2 separate regions of the Homo sapiens genome follow, and region 1 is linked to region 2. A link is a loop called in an ENCODE intact Hi-C map of the cell type or tissue named here. Cell type or tissue: ovary. All regions are shown on one strand. Each heading gives the region's core, and the rest is flanking DNA. Links, peaks and the distances in the headings are about the cores only.

Region 1 (8,339 bases), core at 292-8,291, 52 kb before region 2:
AACCCTACAAGAAATCCTAGGCAATACCATTCAGGATGTAGGCATGGGCAAGGACTTCATGTCTAAAACACCAAAAGCAATGGCAACAAAAGCCAAAATTGACAAATGGGATCTAATTAAACCCAAGAGCTTCTGCACAGCAAAAGAAACTACCATCAAAGTGAACAGGCAACCTACAGAATGGGAGAAAATTTTTGCAATCTACTCATCTGACAAAGGGCTAATATCCAGAATCTACAATGAACTCAAACAAATTTAAAAGAAAAAAACAAACAACCCCATCAACAAGTGGGCGAAGGAGATGAACAGACACTTCTCAAAAGAAGACATTTATGCAGCCAAAAGACACATGAAAAAATGCTCATCATCACTGTCCATCAGAGGAATGCAAATCAAAACCACAATGAAATACCATCTCACACCAGTTAGAATGGCGATCATTAAAAACTCAGGAAACAACAGGTGCTGGAGAGGATGTTAAGAAACAGGAACACTTTTACACTGTTGGTGGGACTGTAAACTAATTCAACCATTGTGGAAGTCAGTGTGTCGATTCCTCTGGGATCTAGAACTAGAAATAACATTTGACCAGCCATCCCATTACTGGGTATATACCCAAAGGATTGTAAATCATGCTGCTATAAAGACACATGCACATGTATGTTTATTGCGGCACTATTCACAATAGCAAAGACTTGGAACCAACCCAAATGTCCATCAATGATAGACTGTATTAAGAAAATGCGGCACATATACACCATGGAATACTATGCAGCCATGTAAAAGGATGAGTTCATGTCCTTTGTAGGGACATGGATGAAGCTGGAAACCATCATTCTTAGTAAACTATCGCAAGAACAAAAAACTAAACACCACATGTTCTCACTCATAGGTGGGAACTGAACAATGAGAACACATGGACATAGGAAGGGGAACATCACACACCAGGGCCTGTTGTGGGGTCAGGGGAAGGGGGAGGGATAGCATTAGGAGATATACCTAATGTAAATGACGAGTTAATGGGTGCAGCACACCAACATGGCACATGTATACATATGTAACAAACCTGCACGTTGTGCACATGTACCCTAAAACTTAAAGTATAATTTAAAAAAAGAAGAAAAATAAAGAAAAGCATCCCAAGAGCAGTGGAATGGAGGCTATGATTTCTTTTTTCTTTTTTGTTTGAATTAATAATTTCTAAAATATATTTTATCTTTACACTAAGACTATATTTTTTTAACTTTGATTTTGGGTTCAGAATTATATGTGCAGGTTTGTTATATAGGTAAACTCATGTCACGGGGATTTGGTGTACAGATTATTTCGTCAACCAGGTACTAAGCATAGCACAGTACATGATAGTTACTTTTCCTGATGCTCTCCCTCCTCCTACTATCCTCCCTCAAGCAGGCCCCAGTGTCTGTTGTTCCCCTCTTTGTGCCCATTCGTTCTCATCATTTAGCTCCCACTTATAAGTGAGAACATGTGTATTTGGTTTTCTGTTCCCACATTAGTTTGCCAGGTAGGCAAGAGGTAGTTAAGATATATGGCAAGGAGACCCCATGAGTTTCCTATTGCTCTTGCAATTACCACAATTTCTTGACTTAAAGCAACACAGGTATATTAGCTTACAGTTCTGGAGGTCAGGAATCTGAAAAGCATTCTACTGAGCCAAAAATCAAGGTGTCCACAAGTCTGTTTCTTCAGGAGGCTCTAGGTGAATCTGTTTCCTTGCCTTTTCTGCCTTCTAGAGGCCACCTGCATCCCTGGGTTCATGGCTGTCTTCTCCCTTCAAAGCCAGCAGTTACATCACTCCAACCTTTGCTTCAGCCCTCACATCTCCTCTGATTCTCCCACTTCCTCTCTCCCTTGTAAGAAACTTGTGATTACATTGAACCCACCTGAATAATCCCATTTCAACACCCTTAACTTAATCACACCTGAAAAATCCATTTTGCCAGGTAAGGTAACATATTCACAGGTTAGGATAATTGATATTTGGACCTCTTTTCTGGGGGAGTAGCATTATTCTGCCTCCCATGGGGGTGTTGTTTATTTCATTTGGAATCTCATGGATAAGCCTCAGATACTGTGAGAACCACATACAGACAGAAACACAAGCCTGAATAGTAGGACACATTATTGGTCACACCTGGGTGAGACATGGTGGACTCTTGGCTCATATGGCCTAGATTTCATTCCCCACCCCAGGTCCTATTCACTGTGTGATTTTGACCATGTAAATTTGTGTCCTCAGAACTCAGTTTTCTTATCTGCAAATTAAGTCTATTAACAGAACCTATTTTATAGGATTGCTGGGCTGATTCAATGAAATAATGTGTATGTGGTATTATGCACAGTAAGCATTAAATATTATTTATAATAGAATAGAATCATTATATATTATTTATTAATGATGGTCATAGTAAGCATTAAATAAATATTATTAATAAATAACATGTATATATGTATGCATATAAATAAATACATGTGATACATATAAATAAATGTGTATTATTTATTAAAGATGGTCATAAATATGCCCCAAGTAAACAGGAACCAGAAACCAGAGACAAAAAATAAAATACGCATCCCTAATATCTTTCTGCAGCTGCCACAGGTGATCGGGAGGAGATGGAGAGAGAAGAGAAATGTGCTGGCTCAGAGGCTGGCTTGGGGTTGCTGACCTCCATAAAGGATCAAATCCGAAGCAGCCAATACCCCTCTCACAAACAGGCCAAAGAGCCTCTGGGCAGGACCTTGTGCTTTAAAAGAACACCCAACTACAAACACCAAAGCACAAAGATTTTGTTTCCTTTTTTTTTCAGTCTCATAAGAAAGTTTTTTGAAAGTGTGATCATTGATTGAGTGCATGAAAACTAAAGAAAGACGAATGGGCCAATGAGCGCCCCCAGGCCAGATGGAGCTAGGGACTGTGAGCTCTGTGGCATGACTGTGCTGGATCGAAGGAAAGGAGGAATGAGAACCATGGCCTCTGCCCTTGCATTTGCCTAATGTTAAAAAAAAAAAAAAAAAAAAAAAGCAAATCATGTAGTATATGTGGACAGACTTACATCGCCAAATACCTGCATACCCTTTCTCTGTTTTATCTTCTGCTCCAGTGGTATCATCTTGGGAGGTGCTTAGAATTACTTGAAATCCCAGATTTTTTTTAATGAGGTATTTTGGAAGGAAATGCACCCTTCCCAGCTCTCAGGGAGCTTGACTTGGTCTGTGGTTCCCTTTCTGAGTTTGGATAGCTCCAGAGGCCAACCAGGAGTTCTGGGCACTGATCGCCTTCCCCCACCCCAGCAGAGTCGGACTACTGCTCAGCTCATGTGAGCAGCCTGGTCCCCAGTGAAACACTCTCCTTTAGCTTCTAGGGCACCAGCAGCTGGACCAATAGACTATAGGAATCTTAAGCAGGAAGCTGGCCAGGCTTTGGACACAGTTTGGTTTATAGTTGAAATATTTAGACATATAGTATGTGCACCTCCAGTTGTACTCTTGCCTTGGGAGCTGTAAATATGAGGGGCAGATCCATAAGCAGTATTTCCTCCTGCCATCATTAAAGGGTTGTTCGTGAACCAGATAGGTGGAATACATTAGTCTTCCTCTAAGCTCACAGAGACATAGACCTACCCGCAGAGATTTAAAGAGCAGGAGAAGTGGGCAGAGAGAACCCTGCTGGAGAAGAAACATCTTCCAAGTAAATTAAGGTGTCTTCAGGCCTAGAAATATAAAATATAGTTTCTCTGCAAATCAATTCCATGAATTCTATCTGAAGGTAAACAAAGACATATTCAGAGTTGAAACCACATCCCTTATGGTAAAGGAAATTGAAATTACATTAACAGAGAGAATGTCCACTTAAAAACTCTTCAAATCAAGTCCTCTTTTATGTCACATAGTCTTTATCAGAAAAAGGATGTAGGGGTCCAGGTCATTTCAGAAGGTATTTCAGGACAAGCATGTCTGATAAAGCCCTGGGACACCCAGCAGCCAGACTTCCTTGGGAATTCTCATCTGCTGCTCTCTCAAATCCCTGCCAATTCCTGTGCCTTGAGATCCAACCTTCCGCAGGGAGGCTGACCACGCACAGTTGATTGTCCTGAACAATCATCTCCAACATTTCTAGTGTAAGAGTTCCATCTAAGAAAAGCTGCTGCACTGGTACAATAAAACGTCTCTCTAAGGAAATACCCTTAAAAGTGAAAACAACCGATGGAAGCAAAGCTGATCTGAAAGAACCATGTCAATAGGAAAATCCCAAATGCTCAGCCAGGAAAATGAATGAACACATGTGATAGAAGGGGTCAGGAGGGAAGCCAATGCAGAGGATACCCTAAGTAGGTCAGTGTTCAGATTACAGCCATCTGCCTGGCAGCTGCAAGCAAGGGAACAGCACAGGATCTGAACACCCCTCTTCGACCATGCTGAGGGCCCAGGGACACATCTTTCTCTCCTTCCCTTTCTCTTCCTCTCCTTTCTCCTAAAGCTCAACTCCATCTCCTCCTTCTTTCTCCATCCCCACCTTTATTCCCAAACTTACTAAGCAAACGTTCTGACATCTCTGCTATTGCCAAATGTCTAATGATGCATACGGCATATCACAGAAAAGGAATATATTACAGGAACAAGGAAATAAAAAGAAAGCCAAAGTCCAAAGCTTTAACAACAACAAAAAATCTATCTGCGCACACAGGAACTGGTTTTAGAGCAAGCAATGCACAACATTCCATGCTTTTCCCTCAAAGCCCCCGGGCTCATCTGAAAGGTCAGGGAGAAAACGGATGGAGTAGTATAAAGTCCTTTTCTTTCCTAAACAATGTAATCTTTGTAAACTTAATGTTAGGTTTTCTGAAATGCCCTGTAAAATCCTGTGTCTCCCAGCTCTCAATTTCGAGAGTGCAATTAAGCTCCCGTGTGCAGACTTGCTTTGTTTCACCCATGGGCACGTGTTTAGAATGAAAGAGATGGTCTCATCCATCACCCAGATCTTCTTCAACAGGACATAAACGGGGCCACAGAGGGGAGCGAGTCAGGAGTTTATTTGCTACCAACCACTTTCCTTCACCAGTGTCTTGTCTTTCTCCTCTGAGACCTCCCTGAGGCTGCAGGGCCTTCCTCTCCACCTCAAACTCCTACGACTACTGCCCTGAATTATAATTTCAAAGTTTCACAGTTTTCTCAGAACAGTTTCCATTTCCCTGGCTAGACTGAAAGCTTGTTCAGAATTTACATTTCATGTAAGTCTCACCACATCCCCACTCCCGTAGATCCCCTAGGGCAGAGCTGGTTCCTGATCCAGTAGATTCTGAGTTGGTGTTTACTGCCTGATGCGGTGCTGAGAGCTTGCTCCCTGCTGGGAAATGATGGATTTTCATATACGGAGACTTGGTATGAGTACGGAGACATGGTATGAGTACCATGACATGGTACGGAGACATGGTATGAGTAGAGGTGAATGTTATGAAGCAGCCCCGTGTACTGAAAAAGCACTGACTTCAGAGAACGACCAACCGGAATCCGAATCCTAACTCTGCCACTCCTTGTAACTTAGAAAGTTACTTTACCTTTCTTTACTTGCTTCTCTATCTGGAAAGTAGGAAAATAACACCAACCTCTCAGCATAGATACATGAGGAGTACAGTAGATAATATGTTTATTGGCAAAATAATTGGATGGCAGGAAAAAAAATCATCCATGCCCTCCTGGAGAGATTTTAGTATTTTTAAAGGAGTAATATATTAAGAAAATCAGGAGTTGGAGTGAGAGCTCAAAAAGCATTCTCAAGCCATAAAAAGTATTTGGTATATAGGCTTCAGTGGAGAGTGAATGTTTGAAATCTGATAAGCAGAGGCTTTTTATTTATTTATTTATTTATTTTGGAGGAGAAGGAGGAGGAAGAGGTTTAGGTTACACAGATTTGGAGTAGCACCAAGACAAAGTTGAACAGAGCAATTGAGCCTCACATTACATCCCAGAATTTCTTCATGAAAATTAAACTTACAGTTGACATGTTTATGTAATATACAGCAAGTCATTTTGTAATATTTTTTCCCTAAAATATTGTTCCAAATGAATGTCATCTCATAACTAAGAGTATCCAATAACTAAACACTTTGTGACCCAGAGTTGGTTCTTAGTAAGTGACATTTTTCTTTCCTTCTTCTCTCCCGTTTTCCCTGTAGGTATAGGAGAAGAATGAACAATATTAACCCCCTAGGCATGGAGGAGCTGCAGGAGGAAAGGAAGATTTGGAGCCAAAAATAGCCTCAAATTTTTGAAGTCATGACTAGCGCTAAAATATGCCCCTTCCCAGGCAAGAACTATTAATTCAATCACTGCTGTTAGCTGCAACACCACATTCCTCTTACTCTGCCACTGTGCCTTCCATTTCATTCCACAAACATTGTTTAGTACCTCTTCTAACCTAGGTGCCATAGGAACCCCCAAAATGAAGAAAACATTTCCTTGCCTTAAAGGATGTCGCTAGTCAGATGGACATGGCATGTACAAAAATAACAGGGGGCCGGGCACGGTGGCTCACGCCTGTAATCCCAGCACTTTGGGAGGCTGAGGCAAGTGGATTGCTTGAGGTCAGGAGTTCAAGATCAGCCTGGTCAACATGGTGAAACCCCGTCTCTACTAAAAATACATAAAATCAGCCAGGCGTGGTGGTGCACGCCTGTAGTCCTAGCTACTCAGGAGGCTGAGGCAAGAGACTCACTTGAACCTGGGAGGCAGAGGTTGCAGTGAGCTGAGATTGTGCCACTGCACTGCAGCCTGGGTGACAGAGCAAGACTCCATCTCAAGAATAAATAAATAAATAGACAAACAAACAAATAAAATAACAGAGAAGTCAACTGAATGTGCCAAGTCCCTAAAGAAAGCACAAATAAGCAACAGATATTCACAGAAAGTATACAAGGCACCAATTTGGTGGAATCTGGAGGGCTCTGTAGAAGAGGTAGCATTCAAGATGGTCATTAAGGCTGGGTACAACTGTGATATGTAGATTTGGGAGTAGAGAGGACACTCCCACACATCGTGATGTGATTTTACCACCCACCCTCACAGCAACCGCCGCCACACCCTCTGCCAGCCAGGGTCTGGGCAAGGCCTCAGTGTTTTCTTGGATTCTAATGCACCTCCCACTCGGACCCTTCAGCTCTGGCTCTCTTTTCTTTATCACATACAGATTAGAAGCTATAATATAAGCCATACACCTCAAAACACCCAAGACACTTCCAGATTCCAGCACTTCTTTGGGATCACTCAGCAATCCCATCTGTAGTTTTCTGTGCCTCCCTTCTTTTTCTCCCTACCAACATGTCCCATTCTTGTCTCTAAGCTTGTGCTTTCAAAGCAGAATGCCACATAGGATAGCAAGAACAGGAACTCTGGAGTCAGAAAGGCCCAGGTTAGAACCCTGATCTGCCACATATCAGCTATGAAATATTTAACCTTCCAGAACTTCCAGTTTCTCATTCATAAAATGGGCCTAATAATTTTACTGTATAGGTCTGGTGCCCTATAGAATTAGGATTAAATAAAACAGAACATCTGAGAGTACCTAGAATGTGCTGTCTCATAGAAGACACCATGCTATCAGCTCCTTCCTTCTTCGTATCTATTAAAAGTAATGGCAAAAGCCACAATTACTTTTGCACCAATCTAATACAATGCTTGTTCCACTAATAACATGTATTCAAATTTGCCCCTGACCCTCCAGAAAATTTATCACCTACCAGGAGAGAATGGGTGCCTTTGCCCATGGAGACTGACTCTTACCAAAGCAGCTCCTTTCTCTTTCTGTATTTTGCAGGATAATTTTAGTCCTCTCACTGCAAGAACATTTTGTTCCTAACCAGTTTGTTTATGCTCTATATCAGTTTATATTTGTACAATCACTGATGTGTTTCTTTTTTCTATTTATTTATTCACTAAAGTGAATCTAGCTTAAGTGTCTACCACATGTGCCTAGAGGGCTGAAACCAGCCCTGTTTCACTTGGTTTGCACAGCACTTGGGCCAGGGCAATGAAAAGAAAAGCACTCAATCAATACTGTCTAATGTTGGTGGACTTATAGTAAACTTTAATACTTTTCAAAAGCTTTTATTCTTCCCAATTTCTAGCCCTGGCAGATCTTCACAAAGTGGATCAGAATTATTTTCTCCTAATCAAATTGAGAAACCAGGCACAGAGAGGTGAGAAGGCTCACCCAAAGCTGCATGGTCTGAAGGTAAAAGACCCTAGCAGCTGGAGTGTCTGCCTGCTGGCCCATAAAGCAAAGGAACAGGGGCAGCACAGTGAGTGACCCGAAGAAACGC
Region 2 (8,339 bases), core at 52-8,051:
CTGTGGGTTGCAGGGCCCTAGAGGACAAGATAATAAAGAAGCCAGAGTATGCGCAGCAAGTTGCCCACACCCCGTTGCTAAGCAGGCCCTGAAATCACCAAGAAAGAGACCACTTCCATCCTACATCCACTCGGAGCATGTGCCCTCAACCCAAATACTCGTGACAGGTGTCTGGAGTGGGAATGGCCAGAGCCCACCATTATGAACCCCAGAGTGGATGTGGGCAGCTACTAGAATTCTTTCTAGGTCCATGCTAGCTGAGAAAACCCCAGCTGCCACCAGATGAAGGAAAGATAGTTGCTGCAGGCTGGAGCTACCAGCTTCTCCCTGGTCAAGATTTCAGCCTTCCTTGTGGAAACGAATCCTCCTCTATTAGTCCACTAGGGCTGCCATAACAAAGTACCACATACTGAGTGACTTAAATAACAGACATTTATTTTCTCATGATTCTGGAGGCCGAGAGTCCAAGATCAAAGAGATGATTTCTTCTGAGGCCTCTGCCCTGGGCTTTTAGGTGGCCATCTTCTCTCTGTGTCTTCAAATGGTGTCCTCTGTACATCTCTGTGTCTTAATTTCCTCTTCTTAAAAGAACACAAACAGTATTGGATTAAGGGCCACCTGAATGACTTTATTTTAATTCAGTTACCTCTTTAAAGACCCCATCTCCAAATATAGTCACATTCATAGGGACCAGGAGTTAGAGCTGCAATATATGAATTGGGGGATAAAATAGTTCAGCCCGTAACACCTCCTGAACATATCCAAGAACCAACCAGAAAAATCCACTGGCTTTCTTCCTTCCTACAGCTCTTGCTTCTACTAACTGCAGCAGATGCAGACTCATGCTGGTGCTGACCACCCAGCCAGGCCTTAAAATTACACCATCTGCCAGACTGGCTTCCCCGGTTTGGGCATACTCCTCTTTCTCTCTCTCTCTCTCTCTCACTCACGCCACTCTCTCGCTCTCTCTCTCTCTCACACACACACACATGCACACACATATACACACAAACATACACACACACATACACAGTATATTTTTGACTCTCTTGCGGGTCTATGTAGATCAGACTCTTCAATTCTGTTAATATAATCATAGAAAATGTCCTAAATTCTGAAAGAACCATAAGAACTTCTAAAAAGCCCTATAGAGATCCACTGGGGAAGAAGCTCTGTCAATCCCATTTAACCCACTGTGGTAGGCAGAATTTTAAAGATGTCCTCCCAAGATTCTCATCTCTGATTATTCAATCGAATATGAATCTAAATACTACTGTGAAGGTGTGTTGCAGACAGAATTAAGGTTACCCATGAGCTGACTTTAAAAAGGGAGATTATTCTGGATGACCTAGGTAGGCATAATTATGATCACATGAGCCCTTAGAAGCAGAAGAGGAAGGCAAAAGAGTCCTTCAGAGAGGTGCTGCAGGATGGAGGAGACCTAAGAAGAGGCTGGAGGGATGCAGAGTGTGAGAGGCACTCCACCCACCATTTCTGGCTTTGAAGATGGAGGAAGGGGCCATGAGCCAAAGAATCCAGGTGGCCTCTAGAAGCTGACAAAGACCCCTGGCTAAGATCCAGCAAGAAAGTGAGGACCTCAGTCCTGCAAACACATGAAACTGAATTTGGCCAACAACCTCAATGAGCTTAGAAGTGAACTCTTCCCTAGAGCCCCCAGAAAGGAACGCAGCCTGGCCTTTTTGTGAGCCCTGAAGCAGAGAAATCAGCCTAGCCAACCTACGGTTCTGACTTACAGAAGTATGAGATGATAAATCTGTGTTGTTTTAAACTCTTCTTAAGTTTGTGATGATTTGTTACAGTAGTGATAAAAACTATTACACTCATCCTGTTATTAAATGTAATTTCCCTCCATTTTTCTCTTTCAGGGGTAAACTTCTTCTTACATCACCTAAGCATTCTGAGTGGTAGGTATTATTATTATTTACCATTAATTAGGGGTCCACATTAAACTAAAAGTTATGCAGATTCTATAAATGACCCCTCAGAATCAGTAGTTTACACCCTCAAACAGGACACTACACATATATCTTCATATATCCACAGTTGTTTCTCTGCCCTGAATTCTGCCAATGACTGCTAGGAGTTGACTGTACCCTTTGGATATCAAAGATTCCTCCAGAGACCTCTGTCCTGTAGATAAATCTTGAATCTGATCCCAGAAAGAACTGCTCTAATCTGCTTCATTGCTATTTGTAATGTTCACTGTTGTGACCTCACATAGTACTTGGAAATAATAATGGCATGATGTTTTTTAAAGCACTGTTTTGAAATAAATGAAGTGAAATTTCAGAAAAAAACCCACACCATCAAGGGGATAAAAATAGCAATAAGAAAAAGGAACAACCCAAGCTCTAGGCAAGAATCTCCTGAGAGAACAATAGAAAAACACAACTCTGTTTTGGCACAAAAGTCCCAGGAGAGATATTGTTCCAACCCACCTCTAGGGCATGGCCACCCCTTCAGCTCTTCCCAACACAGAACCCATATTTGTAACTACAAGCTAGGATTTCTTTGGTCAGCGCAAAGAGGCCTTAAAATCTGTAGCAAACTCCCATGATTCTAACCACAATCTCTCCCAAAAGTTGCCTCCAAGTGTCAGATCCCTGTCACTGGTTGCCTGCTAGACATTTCTTTCCAAGTCTCTCATGAGCACCTCAGACACCACTAGAACATGAAAACTCATTGTCTTCCTCTCCAAAGCACACCATTTCTCAACTTTCTCTTTCTTTTGGGCTACCATTTATTGGACATCTGCCTTGTACCTGGCACTGCACTCATATGTTACATACAACATTCATTTAAACTCACAAAGCTTTTACAAATGTGGAAAGTGTATTTCAGAGAGCTTAAATTGTTTCTTAAGATTAGGGCCAATTTTGCTGGGAATCATCCCTGTCTCCTCTAAAAAGAAGCAGCTTTCTTGCCCTTGTGGGTGCTAAGCTCTGATCTTCTGGTCCTGTACTGCTGGTAGCCATCTTGCCTGCCACGTGCAGAAGAAATGAAACACTGAGAGAAATGAGTTAAAATATGAGGGAAGGTGAAATGATGGAGAATAGAGTGTGGAAGACGGAACACAATCGGTCAACATCCTTTGAGTGTTTGGATCAAGTACCTGTGGCCACTTCTGTTCTGTATTTTCTAGTTTTGGAGCAAGCAAATTCCCTTTTTGTGCTCAGCCCTCATTGAGTTAGGCTTTGTCACTTGCAACCCAAAGTTTTGACTAGTATGTCCCTCTGTTCAAGAAAATCACTGCTACCTTTTATTCTCTTTTTCTTTTCATTTTGGTGTTTATGAAACTATGATTAATGAAGTAATGCAGCTACACTGTGGTTTTTAATTAGAATTAATTAGAATTGTGGTTCATAATTAGAATATATCTAACATATTAAATCACTTGCATGGTGTTTCCAGGGGTTTTATAAGTTCCTTGGTTTGGTTGTTTGTCTTTTGGTTGTTTTTTGTGTGTGTTAAGTTACCCAAAATTTTATTGGCTACTAAAAAGTATCAATTTATCTGACAGAACAAATAATATAGTTCATTTAAAAAATTAAAATTCCCATTGGGATTTACTCCAATCTGTGATATAACTGAAGTTTTTCACAAGATGGTATTTTTCCTCAACAATTTTAGTTCTGTAACGAAGTCACATTTCAATATTTAAATTAGATCTAGAGATTTTTAACAAATATTGAATAATATTTTTAATTGTTTACTATTTTTCAAGCTATTATTTTTAAATAGAAAAAAATTCTTTTTTGAAAAAAAGAATAACGGTCACTAGATACAGGAGTAGATGAGCCCACATCTAAGGTAATGTCAAGTGAGTAGTCAGGATTTGTTTTTGAAAAAACTTAAAATACATTTTATAAGTGAGGTATAGTTTTCTAGTTTATGAAAACATAAAATTCCATTTAGTTAGAAATAGTCCTCCCAAGTGAAAATCAGTATAACCTTTTTCAAGGTCACTTTGGCAGCACCTACAAACAGGTCACATGCCTTCCCTCAGCAATTCTTCTCTAGGAATCTGCCCCTAGGATACCAGAACAGTTACAGCAGCACTGCACACAAGAGAAAAAACTGACCACGTATAAATATCTTCATAAGATTAAAGATATTTATATGCACAACAAAATACTATACAGCTATTAAAAGGAGGTATTAATTGGAAAGATATACACTATGTATTAGTTTAACAAGAGCAAATTACAGAGCCATGTATACAGCATTAGACTATAAAACATACGAATATTACAAAGCGACTTTAACACCTTTTGACCTTGACCCTTGTCATCCACTCTGGCATTGTGCAGTCCCTCCTGATCTTTTCAAAGACCATTTATTCATCTTCTCTCCTCCCCACCTCCCCTGCCCCATCCCTTATGAAACTCTCCAGTGTCTCTTCCCACTGCTCTAAATATGTAGACCCAAGTCCAACTCATGGTCACCATGGATCCTCTCCTGTTCCTGGATTTCACACAATCCTCCTTCACCACCTCACCTTTGTGCATGTATTTCCGTCTGCCCTCCTCCTCACACCCTAGACCTCTGTCCCTGCCTCTTTCCCTTATCAATTTCTACACATCTCTGTTGGATAGTTCCTATTTCCTCCCCAGATCTGCTCGCCACCCTTCCCCATTCTACTCTCTGCCCCAAGAAGCAAACCTGGTGGGGCCTGTCTCCCTTGCCCACTGGCTTCCCATTAGGTTCAGCCAATAGGAAGCCCAGCAGGAGCTAGCGGGGGACAGAGGTATTTATTTCCTCAGCTCCTTTCCCTGCTAGGCCACTTCAGGATTTCTGGTCCTTCAACCAAAGATTCCAGCTCCTCTCCATATGGCTCTCTCCTTCTGGGTTCTGAAGTGGCTCCCTCATCCTTTCAGCCCAAGGAATGTGATGATCCCAGTGTTACTATCTTTAGGTGCTTCACTATCCCACATGACTCTCCTCCTCCCACCTCATCTCTGTAAAGGGTGCCTGAATTAAACTCTCTTCAAATATTATCATCTGTGTGAGCTAGGACAGGGGCATCATCTCAGCTTAACTGTCACTTGTTTGGTGATGGGATCCACAGACTAGGTTGCCCTGTATAACATGGCACCCTGACTATGGATTTATAGCACCCATCAGAGTTTGCAATTATATTGATTTCTGTAATTAATTTTTTCTCTCTCTCTCTTACTCTCGCTGTCGTTCTCTTTCTCTTTTCTCCACCACTAGACTGTAAACTCCTTGAGGGCAAAAACAATGTCTTTTTATTCTCCCTTGTAGCTACAGTAATTAGCTCAGTGTTTCCCACATTGTAATGAATAGTATTTGCTATTGGTCCTAGAATTAAATTCCGTATTGCTCTATTATTGCATATATCCTTGTAGTGTCCTTTTCCCTCAGAAAGAATCAAAGCACTGATTGTCATCTGCTTCATTGTCCTGCATGCAGACATGATTAACAAATGCTTGTCGCACTAAATTGAAGGCCTACAGGAAGCCATGTATGCATTTAACCGGATGGTCTTTGACAATATTCACTTTGGCTCTGATTTTGGAAAAATATCAAAGATCAAATACATTCTAAAAATAGTGAACAAACTGTTTGGGGGGGAAATACACTACTCTCAGAGTTACATTTATTTTCTTTTATGATATGAAATTCTTTTTATCTTTTGTCAAAACATATGGACTAAATTAAATTGAAAAGATTATATTCCCTTACTATGCAGTTTCATAATGTCTTTCTTCAAAATTGAAAACTCTCAGTTGTTTTAAATGTTATTTTGCTAAGGATTTCTTCCCCTAAACTGACTAAAGAAAATGGAAGTGAAATAACGTGGATGTAATTATACCCTGAAAGAAATTGTAGCAACTGATGTGGAAAGATGAAAATGCCAAAGACAAGGACTTGCAATGAATGACAGGTGGAAGTTTTGAAAGCGTATGATCTTTTTACTGTTCTGCTCTCTAGTGTAATGCCTTAAAAGAGCATAGCAAAGCAGATCATTATAAAGGCAAGTAGTATAAGGTAGATCATTTCAAAGGGCATCTTTGCAAAGCAGCTTACATGTTCCCACTAGAACCATATTATAATTTAAGATTGAGTCCTCTACTGTAAGACTCTACTGTAAGGTACACACATAGTGGAAATAGTCACATAAGTGATTCCAATGGATGAGTATACAGATTAGAAAAAAATAGTAAAACTGGTAGAATCATTAATTTGGCCCAAACAAATATATAGCTGAAATAATAAATAGTAATGAAACATTTATTTACCATCATTTTGTTTATCTTTCCCCTTAGAATTTAGAAGAGCTCATGCATGATTTGTATAGTTCATGTATCCAAAAAACAAATTAAAACTTTCCAAGAGATGTAAATACAAATGCCTGTTTCTTATTTGTATGTTTGCAGGCAGAGATTAAAATTTTATCCATTGACATTTCAACTCTATTCAAAGCAGCAACCATTCTTTTCATGATAACCATTGCAAAATCTAAATATTTGCAGTCACATTAAGAACCTTAGTTGCGGGCCAGGTGTGGTGGCTCATGCCTGTAATCCCAACACTTTGGGAGGCCAAGGCAGGTGGATCGCTCAAGTCCAGGAGTTCAAGACCATACTGGGTAACACGGCAAGACCCCTTCTATTCAAAAAATACAAAAAAAAAAAAAAAAAAGGAGTCAGACGTGGTGGCACATGCTTGTGGTCCCAGCTACTTGGGAGGCTGAGGTGGGAGGAACACTTGAGCCCAGGAGGCAGAGGTTGCAGTGGGCCAAGATCACACTACTGCACTTCAGCCTGGACAACACAGTAAGACCCTGTCAAAAAAAAAAAAAACCTTAATTGTTACTACCCAAGGGAATCTACAGATTCAATACAATCCCTATTAAAATATCAATGACATTCTTCACAGAAATTTTTGTAAAAGTTTTAACTTGTATGGAACCAACAAAAGACCCCAAATATCCAAAGCAATCCTAAGCAAAAGAACAAAGCTGGAAGCATCACACTACTTGACTCCAAAATATACTACAAAGCTGGAGTAACAAAAACAGCATGGTACTGGCATAGAAACAGAACATAGACCAATGAAACAGAGTGGAGAACCCAGAAATTAATCACATATTTACAGCCAAGTGACTTTTCTAAAGGTGCTAAGAACACTTATTGGGGAGTGGACAGTCTCTTCAATAGATAATGCTATAGATAATGCTAGAAAAACTGAATATCCATATGCAGAAGAATGAAACTAGACCCACACCTCTCACTCTGTATAAAAATCAAATCAAAGTCAAACAAAGACATAAGTGTAAGACCTGAAACTTTAAAACCACTAGAAGGGCCGGGAGCAGTGGCTCACGCCTGTAATCCCAGCACTTTAGGAGGCCGAGGTGGGTGGATCATTTGAGGTCAGGAGTTTGAGACCAGCCTGACCAACACGGTGAAACCTCATCTCTACTAAAACTGCAAAAATTAGCAGGGCGTGGTGGTGCATGCCTGTAATCCCAGCTACTTGGGAGGCTGAGGCAGGAGAATCGCTTGAACTCAGGAGGCAGAGGTTTCAGTGATCCAAGATCATACCAATGCACTCCAGCCTGGGCAACAAAAGTGAAACTCCGTATTAAAAAAATAAAAAAATAAAAACTACTAGAAGGAAACATAGGGGAAACACTTTAGGACATTGGTGTGAAAAAAGATTTAAAGTCTAAGACCTCAAAGGCACAGGCAACAAAAGCAAAAATAAACAAAAGGAAGTATATCAAACTAAAAAGCTTCTGCATAACAAAAAAAGAAACAATCAACAGAATAAAATGCAACCTACAGGATGGAAGAAAGCATTTGCAAACTATTCACCTAACAGGGGATCCCTATCCAGAATATACAAGGAACTCAACCATCTCAACAGCAAAAATAAACAATCCAGTTAAAATATGGGCAAATGATCTGGACAGACATTTCTCAAATATATAACAATGGTCAAAAATATATGGAAAAATGCTCAGTATCACCAATTATCAGAGATAAATGAAAATCAAAACTATAATGAGGTACCATCCCACCCCAGTTACAATGGCTGTTATCAAAAAGAGAAAAAATAAATGCTGGTGAGGACGCAGAGAAGAGGGAACTCATACACTGTTGGTGGGAGTGTAAACTAGTAAAGCCAGTATGGAGGTTCCTCAAAAAAATAAAAATAAAAATAGGACTACCACATGATCCAGCAATCCCATTACTGGGCATTTATCCAAAGGAAAGAAGATCAGTGTATCAAAGAGACATCTGAGCCTATATTTATTGCAGCACTATAGCCAAAATATGTAATCAACC

The links. A loop is a pair of places that touch in the nucleus more often than their neighbours do. Peaks named below come from ENCODE experiments on the same cell type or tissue, not always from the same donor. Only the 100,000 strongest peaks of a DNase experiment are listed, where the experiment ranks them.
Region 1: it touches region 2 in a loop (2.0-fold over the local background); 4 of 110 quality-filtered maps call a loop at or near these places.

What each region holds. Positions count from the first base shown.
Region 1 is chr5:57,452,682-57,461,020 of GRCh38, reverse strand. All of the region lies in intron 1 of RMEL3 (enriched in melanoma 3), which reads right to left. Among named protein-coding and RNA genes, the nearest start is that of ACTBL2, 26 kb to the left of the region's middle. In ovary, for the core only: no CTCF peak of the experiment used is centred there; a DNase peak (open chromatin) is centred at 4,069; H3K27ac peaks cover 1,343 bases.
Region 2 is chr5:57,400,127-57,408,465 of GRCh38, reverse strand. The region is part of intron 1 of RMEL3 (enriched in melanoma 3); the gene reads right to left. Among named protein-coding and RNA genes, the nearest start is that of RMEL3, 9.2 kb to the right of the region's middle. In ovary, for the core only: no CTCF peak of the experiment used is centred there; no DNase peak of the experiment used is centred there; H3K27ac peaks cover 3,040 bases.